Linked DNA regions of Homo sapiens: region 1 is linked to region 2. A link is an interaction called in ENCODE POLR2A ChIA-PET data of the cell type or tissue named here. Cell type or tissue: MCF 10A. All regions are shown on one strand.

What was found. Peaks named below come from ENCODE experiments on the same cell type or tissue, not always from the same donor. Only the 100,000 strongest peaks of a DNase experiment are listed, where the experiment ranks them.
Region 1: POLR2A ChIA-PET joins it to region 2 with 6 read pairs; 3 of 35 experiments call an interaction of 5 or more read pairs at or near these places.

What each region holds. Positions count from the first base shown.
Region 1 is chr7:112,398,965-112,402,964 of GRCh38, reverse strand. No RefSeq gene overlaps it. Among named protein-coding and RNA genes, the nearest start is that of IFRD1, 49 kb to the left of the region's middle. In MCF 10A, no CTCF peak of the experiment used is centred here; no DNase peak of the experiment used is centred here.
Region 2 is chr7:112,054,761-112,058,760 of GRCh38, reverse strand. All of the region lies in intron 1 of DOCK4 (dedicator of cytokinesis 4), which reads left to right. Among named protein-coding and RNA genes, the nearest start is that of DOCK4, 150 kb to the left of the region's middle. In MCF 10A, no CTCF peak of the experiment used is centred here; a DNase peak (open chromatin) is centred at 2,190.

The sequences.
Region 1 (4,000 bases), 340 kb before region 2:
TAACCAGAAATCATGTAAGCTGGAAGAGGCTGGAACAGTATCTTTAGAGTACTGACAGAATAAACTTTCAAGCTAGAATCATTTACCCAAAGAGAATATCAGATAATGAAAAGCTAAGAGAATTCATTGCCAGTGAATTTATAAAAGAAATATTAAGTGAAGCTTTACAGGCATAAAGAAAATAATATTCATTGGTTTTAGCAAAGCATATCTTCTATGAATTGATATAAACTCCTAGAGATTAAAGTCATACACACATCTCTTACATTTTAGAAGGTATGTATAACAGCCCAATTTTGCCAAATAAACAATAAACTCAATTCTCACCTGTAAAATTGACTTTCTGTTCATTAGTTTAAAGAATTCGGAGAAGCAGAAATTAGTTTACTATTTAATTCACTGAAAGAGAGTCTACTAGATGAAATACATTGAACCTATGAAAATAGTATGTAGATTTTATAGGATCAGTACCTGCAAGTAGGTCATAAAGCCTGACCTGATACTAAGCATTTTCTAGGATATTATCACCAAATTTCTAAACTCACAGGGTCTCACTTTGTTAACAATCTGATATTAGCTGCTATGTAAAAACAAAATAATTTATTATAACCAAGACCATCTGCCAAATGATCATTTCCAAAATATAAAACTCCAATACCATTGTTGTAAGAAGTGTTTATGATAACTCCTAATGATCCTTGCTGCCTGATATTCATGCCCTTCTGTAATACCTTCTTTGAGTGTGGGCTGGACTTATTGGCTCACTTCTAATGAATAGAATATGGCAGAGGCTGGCTGCAGTGGCTCAAGCCTGTAATCCCAGCACTTTGGGAGGCCGAAGCAGGTGGCATGGTGAAACCCCTTCTCTACTAAAAATACAAAAATTAGCCGGGCATGGTGGCATGTGCCTGTTATCATGGCTACTCAGAGGCTGAAGTAGGAGAATCGCTTGAAACCCAGAGGCAGAGGCTGTAGTGAGCCAAGATTGTGCCACTGCACTCCAGCCTGGGTGACAGAGCGAGACTCAGTCTCAAAAAAAAAAAAGAATATGGCAAAAATTATAACATGTCACTTTTGAGATTAAGTCATAAAAAAGACTGGCTTCTATTTGACTTCTCTCCTCTCCTCCTTCTCCTCTCTCTTTCTCTCTCTGTCTCTTTTTCTCTCTTATCACTGGGTGTATGGAAAGTCAGCTGCCATGTCATGGGTCAGCCCTATGGAAAAACCCAACTGGCAAGAAATTGAGGGCTGCAAACAACCACATGAGTGATCTTCGGAGCAGACCCCAATGTCACTACCAGTTGAGCTGTTAGATAAGACCACAGCCCCAGTTGATAGCTTGATTGTAACCTTGAGAGATACTTTGAGCCAGAGGCACTCAACTGAGCTGTGCTTGGATTCCTGATTCATAGGAATTATTTTAAGCCTCTAAGGGTTAGGGTAATTTATTACACAGCAATACATAACTAATATAGCTATTATTCAGTAGTTTAAATACTTATTCATGAAAAAATATTGATGACTCTTTCCACATAATATAGGGGAAAATAATTCTACTTGCTACTTTGTGCACTATGTATTTTTACGGATCAGCCAACAGACCAACATGTGGCAAGCTATTACATGGAGATTGAAAATCTGGCACCATGAATTATTCAACCACTGTCTCCAATGAACGGTCTGACACAGAGGTTAGATTTACCAGGAACCAAAGTAACACCTGCAGTATCCAACTCTTGTTACCATTTTGTAATCTTGGAGAATTATTAGGTTCTTTGAAAAGTGTTCCAGAGTAGCATCTTTAATTGTGGATACCAGGTTCAAGTTAAACAACTTTCTGCCCACACAAATGTTAGAATTACATGATGACTTACTAATTCTCCCACTGAAAGAGCTGTACACAACCCTTTGACTATCTGGCTAAGATAGATCTTTGGGGACTAATAACCTAGGGCTCCCTGGGACCTAATAATTATATCAGACTAATATGTATATATAACTCTTTATATATATATATATATATATAACTCTTTATATATATATATAACTCTTTATATATACATATAAAACTCTAAATAACATCTATGCTGAAGCCATGAGACAAAGAAGATGATGATGAAAATAACATTGGTAGACAGTTTAAAGTTTATAATATTATACTATTTGTCATTCATAGTTTCATTTCTTTCCAAAAATCTTGTGTGCTTGTTATTATAAGCCCCTTTCACCATGCTACACTCTGCCTTGCACATAGGACAGAGTTTGATAACTCTAGAACAATTTGCCTCAGAGTAGTTGTTAACCTCCTAAACTGTGAAATGCCTACATAAAAAGTAAATCATTCCATCATAATGAGAAAAATCCTACTATCCTACTGCCTTCCCAACCTACCCTAGGCTGGAATTTGAGATTGTTTCTATTCCACACTGCTTAAGAAAATTTTTTTTAGTTGCTTTAATCTGGCTTAATGAGCTACATTCTCTGAGCCAATGGCTACCTTTCCTACCAACACCATAAACAAAACTGATCATATTTGTTAAGGGAAAAGGCAGTCCAATGACATGGTAATGAGTCCTGACTGTGGAATGTTCATCTCCTGCAGAAATTTATGGCCCCATTCACCACAGCATCATACGCCTCCTAGAAAAAGAAGCAGTACGTAGTTTATTCCTGTCTGGAAATTGATGTGTAGCCAGGGGTAGCATGTGCACATTCATATCTGCCTAAAGCAGGATGTAAAATGTGCCTATGAATCAAACATACTCTAGTATTTCTAAATCACAGAGAGTCAGGACTAGCTGCAAGAGGCAAGCTTTTGTAGCTAGGCTGCACTTTGCTGAAATACTAGCCTTGATCTGTTGCTGCTCCATTCCTTGGACTAGATGTTCTTTATGGGTCCTTTTGGCTCTAATGTTGTAAAATTTGTGGATTAGCTAAGTTGGCTTAAAGAATCCTCCTGAACTGTGTTAGCCATGTATGGGATCTTTGATATCATCTGATATTTTTCTTAGGTGCTTTGGGTTAGGAGAGATAGTGCACATGGAAGAATATTACAGATTGACTATGACCAGCAAGGAGTCATCAAAATTAGTTGGGAGAAAAAAAAGAAAATGTTTGTATGAGTAAGAAAACAGATTACAAAATAATGTGTTTGGGGAAAGACCACTAGCAGTGTCCCAACTTCCATTCTCTCCTATTTCCTTTATATTAGAACTCATGCTTTTAAGCTGGGCACACAGCCATCTGAAACAAAGCTATATCTCAGAAGCTCACCAGGAGATATGGTTATATGTCTAAGTTCTGACCAGTGGAATGTAAGCTAAAGTATTATGTGCAACATCTGGGGAGTGTCCTGCTGGCCAGAATTCAGACAAGATGCCTGGAGCACAAGTAGCCATCCTGAACCATGAGGTAGAACTCATATGTTGAGGATGGCATATGATAGAGGAGCCTCGATCTCTGCCACCATGGAGTGTCATGGCAGCCAGAACTGCCTCCAAACTTCATTTACCTGACAGAAAAACTGCTCTCTTATTTAAATCACTACTATTTTGGATTTTCTGTGACTCATAGAGGAATTAACCTTGCTAACAAACCAGAGATATGTGTATCCCATTTTAATAAAATTATGTAGGTGTGTATGCTACATGTGTGCACGTGTGAGTATGTGTGTGTGTTGACTCTAGCCACTCAGCATCCATTCTCCCCTTTTAATATCATTCTAATTTCTTTGTAGGGAATTGCCTCTCTCCCACTGTGTGATGTCATTGTGGGATGGTCAATACACATGCCTATCCTCTCTCCAGGTAATTCAAGGGGGTTTCTGGAGGTCCCTTTCATCAGGTCATTCTTCTCACTGCCCTGTTTCAGTGGGAGGTAAGTTAGAATTTCTTAGACCTTGGTCCTTAATACTCTCCATTTCTCAGCTGTGTTCCCTCACAAAGGATTTATTATCCACACCAGCTTCTATGACATCTATAAACAGATGATTCTCAAAATG
Region 2 (4,000 bases):
GATTCTTTTTCCTTTTTCTTTCTCTCTCCCTTTCTTCTGTCTAGCTGACTTCATTGTCTTCCTGCTCATATTCTGTCTATGACCCTTATAAGACAGCAAACAAACCCACAATCAAGGCTCTTGCTTCATTGAAGCCCTGAGAATTGGCTACATGAGGCCTTTGCTCAAGGGACTTAATATTTAATGTGTTCATGATTGGGTTAATAAAACAGGGAGCAGGTGACAAATTTAGTCTATGGAAGCCCCATTCAGAAGAGTGAGCATTTGAGAGGGCTGGAAAGACATATCAGAGATTCTCATCAAACAGCGTGGTTTAGATGAAAGGTCACAAATTAAATTTAATGTGAACTATGCTAATATAGTTCATATTAAGAATATAATTTAAGCATATTACATCATGTCATCACTTCATATTGCTTTTGGAGCCATCTTGGAGTAGAGGGGCAATGTTTGCTGTTCCTTATAACAGAGGCTTTAATGATTTATTAAAAACAAATAATTACTAGGTTATGTACATTGTAAAAGTACATTTCCCATGGTGTGGATAAAGAGAAACGAATAAAAATAGGGCAGAATAGAAAAGCCAAGATAAGGTGCTTGTCACTGCTACTAGAATTCCCTCTCTCCAAAAAATTTTCTAAATATTTTCCAAACATTTTGACTTTACACCATTCATACAGTTTCTTCTATATTAGTGAAACTCTACTAGTAAAAAAAAAAAAAAAAAAAAAAAAAATTGAACCTGTACTTCCAAAATGTGTATTTTTATTTACAATTTATATCCATGTACTATAAATTCTTATTAAGCGTAAAATAAAGCACTTACAAAAACAGACATTTTAATAGGATGAGATAAAGTTAAAAATAAACTATCATTTAATTTTTTTTAGTTTTATAAAACCTTTTAAATATGATTATGTACTTTTAGTGAGAGCAGTGTGATTAAATGTGCTTCATTATTATTATTTTTATATATTTATTTTATAAAGACAGGGTCTTGCTCTGTTGCCCAGGTTGGAGTGCAGTGATGTGATCATAGCTCACTGCAGCCTTGAACTCCTGGGTTCAAGCGATCTTCCCAACTCAGCTTCCTGAGTAACTAGGACTACAGGCACATACCACCAAGCCCAGCTAGTTTTTAAATTTTTTTTGCAAGGATAAGGTCTTGCTATATTCCAAGGCTTATTCATTTTTTTTTTTTTTATTTTTTGGGACAGGGTCTTGTTTTGTCACCCAAGCTGGAGTGCAGTGGTGCCATCATGGTCCACTACAGCCTTGAACCCTTGTGCTCAGGTGATCCTCCTACCTCAACCTCCAGAGCAGCTGGGACTACAGGCACCTGCCAAATGCCTCGCTAATTTTTTGTATTTTTGGTGGAGATGGGGTTTCGCTGTGTTGCTTAGGCTGGTCTCAAACTCCTGAGCTCAGTTGATTCACCTGCCTCAGCATCCCAAAGTCCCAAAGTGTTGGGATTCCAGACTAAGCCACTGTGCCTGGCTTTTTCTTTTTTTAAGAGATGGGGCCTTGTTCTGTTGCCCAAGCTGGTCTCGAACTCCTGGGCTCAAGTGATCCTCCTGCCTCTGCCTTCTGAGCTGCTGGGATTACAAGAGTGAGCTACCTTGCCCAGCAAATATGCTCCATTATTTTTAACCTTAGCTTAATTCTTTGTGATACAGGGATTTTAAGTTTCCAAGTAAGTTATTATCTTTTGTCTCATTGTTATAATTTATATACAATAAATTGCAACCATTTTAAAGTATACAGTTTGAAGAATTTTCACCTAAGTAGCTTATTTTGATATTTTAATAGCTGATGTCTAATATACAATATATAGTTATGTTTAATAAAATATTAAAACTATATATTAAAAAGTTTTCCTGATTATTTCAACCTTGTATATAAAATTTGTTTTTGTCAGCTCTTTTTAAGATCCGATTAGATCTTCAGTTTTTACTTATATGGCTGACTAAAGTAAAACCACAGAAGTGTCCATTTTACTAGTTTTTGTTTGCACATGCTTATATTATTAGTGCTGTTTTAATCCACGTTTTCTTTCCAGGGATCTTTTTAAGCCATTTGTCCATTTTGTAAATGAGTTCAGTTAAACCAAGATAATCTTGTTTGTAAATCCACTTAGCTGGGCCCAGGTGCACTCCAGTCTTTCACAATATGCTGAAAGTGAAGAACTGAGTGTGAACACTTCCCTTGGGAGGAATTCCCCTCTTCTTTCTGAATGCGTCATGGTTCCATTACCCTGTGATGCAGGAAAGGCAGCCATGAGAATTCATATAATAAACATTAGGAGAGCTTACACATTTTTAATATAGTTTAGTAGTTTTAACATATATATTATTATATACTTAATATCTGTTATCTATTTTGTATAGTACATTTAGCATATTTAAAAGCATACACTTATTTTTTACAGAGAAATTTTAATATGTTCTCCTGTGCCTCAGTGGCTCTTCTTGTGGACCTAACTCTATCAACCATTGTCAGTTTGTTGTTTACAATAAAGCCACATAACCCCTTTTCCAAATAACATCTTACAGAGGGGCTAATTATGTAAAAATAAGCTGAGCTGCTCTTCTTGAAAGGGGGTTGTAGAGCTGAAGTCTACCTGGTCTCATCACCTGCCGTATCCCTTTCCCACCTGCTGCTCTCCTGCCTTCCTATCAAGGCTTGCAAAGCACAGTTGGATTCAAGATAGAAGGAAAAGTTTCCTCTGATCATAGTATTAGGTATCATTGTGCTTCTCCTTTGCTAGCCCTTTGTTTTTATCTTATGGACACAGATTCTTGTCAGTGATTACATTTCTTCCCTTTCTTTAGGAAAGGTTTTTTTTTTTTTTAGACAGAATCTCCTTCTGTCACTCAGGCTGGAGACGTGCAGTGGCATAATCTTGGCTCACTGCAGCCTCTGCCTCCCAGGTTCAAGCAATTCTCCTGCCTTGGCCTTCTGAGTAGCTGGGTTTACAGGCGCCCACCACCACACCTGGCTAATTTGTGTATTTTTAGTAGAGACGGGGTTTCACCACATTGGCCAGGCTGGTTTCGAACTCCTGGTCTCAAGTGATCTGCCCACCTCAGCCTCCCAGAGTGCTGGGATTATAGGCGTGAGCTACCGCGCCCTGCCCTAGGGAAGTTTAAAGCCAATTCTATCTCGTCTTTTGCAGTACAACAGGTCCTCAAATAACGTTTCATTCATTGTTGTCTGCTTATGATGATGGGGAAGAAAAAAAAGTCGATTCTCAGCTGTGGCCACTCTTTGTGTGGAGTTTGCACATTCCCCACATCTGCATGGGTTTTCTCCAGGTATTCCCCTTTCTTTCCATATCTCAGTGATGTGCATGATAGGTTCATTGGCGTATCTACAGGGTCTCCATCTGAGTGAGTGTGGGGGTATGCGAGTGCACCCTGTGATGGGATGACTGTCCTGGCCAAGGGTTTCCCTGTGGAATAAGTGGATAAATAATGATCTTCCTTGTTTTTATTAATCTACCTTAAATGTATGTATAGCTCACATTTATTTCAGTGTTGAATATTAGAAGTATTTTAGGTCATTATTTAGAAGTTTGGTGATGTTTTTGTGACCAGAAAATATGCTGCAGGAACTTAACCTTTGTTTATGTCAATTAGTCTTTGGTAAAATTGGTTTCATTATATATTGTTTGACTGACTGAAAGTCGCAGTTTCTAAGACCTTATTGATGATGGTAAGGACTGACTGTATGTAGAAATACATGGACTGTACAAATACTGTTTGTAGAAATTGAATAAATTTAGAATACAAGGCCTACTTTTGGCTTCACCTTGCTTTCTTACCTTTATTTACTTTGCTTCCTGTTTCTTCAATTTATAGTTTCTTTTTAAATGAAACAAGTTTATTTTAACTTTCTATATTAAGTGTGTCTTAAATTACTTTAATCCTTCTTGGAATAAGTACAAAGGGCTTTGAAAATACCGCCTATTGTATTGTTGCTCATAAACGAACCTTAAGAT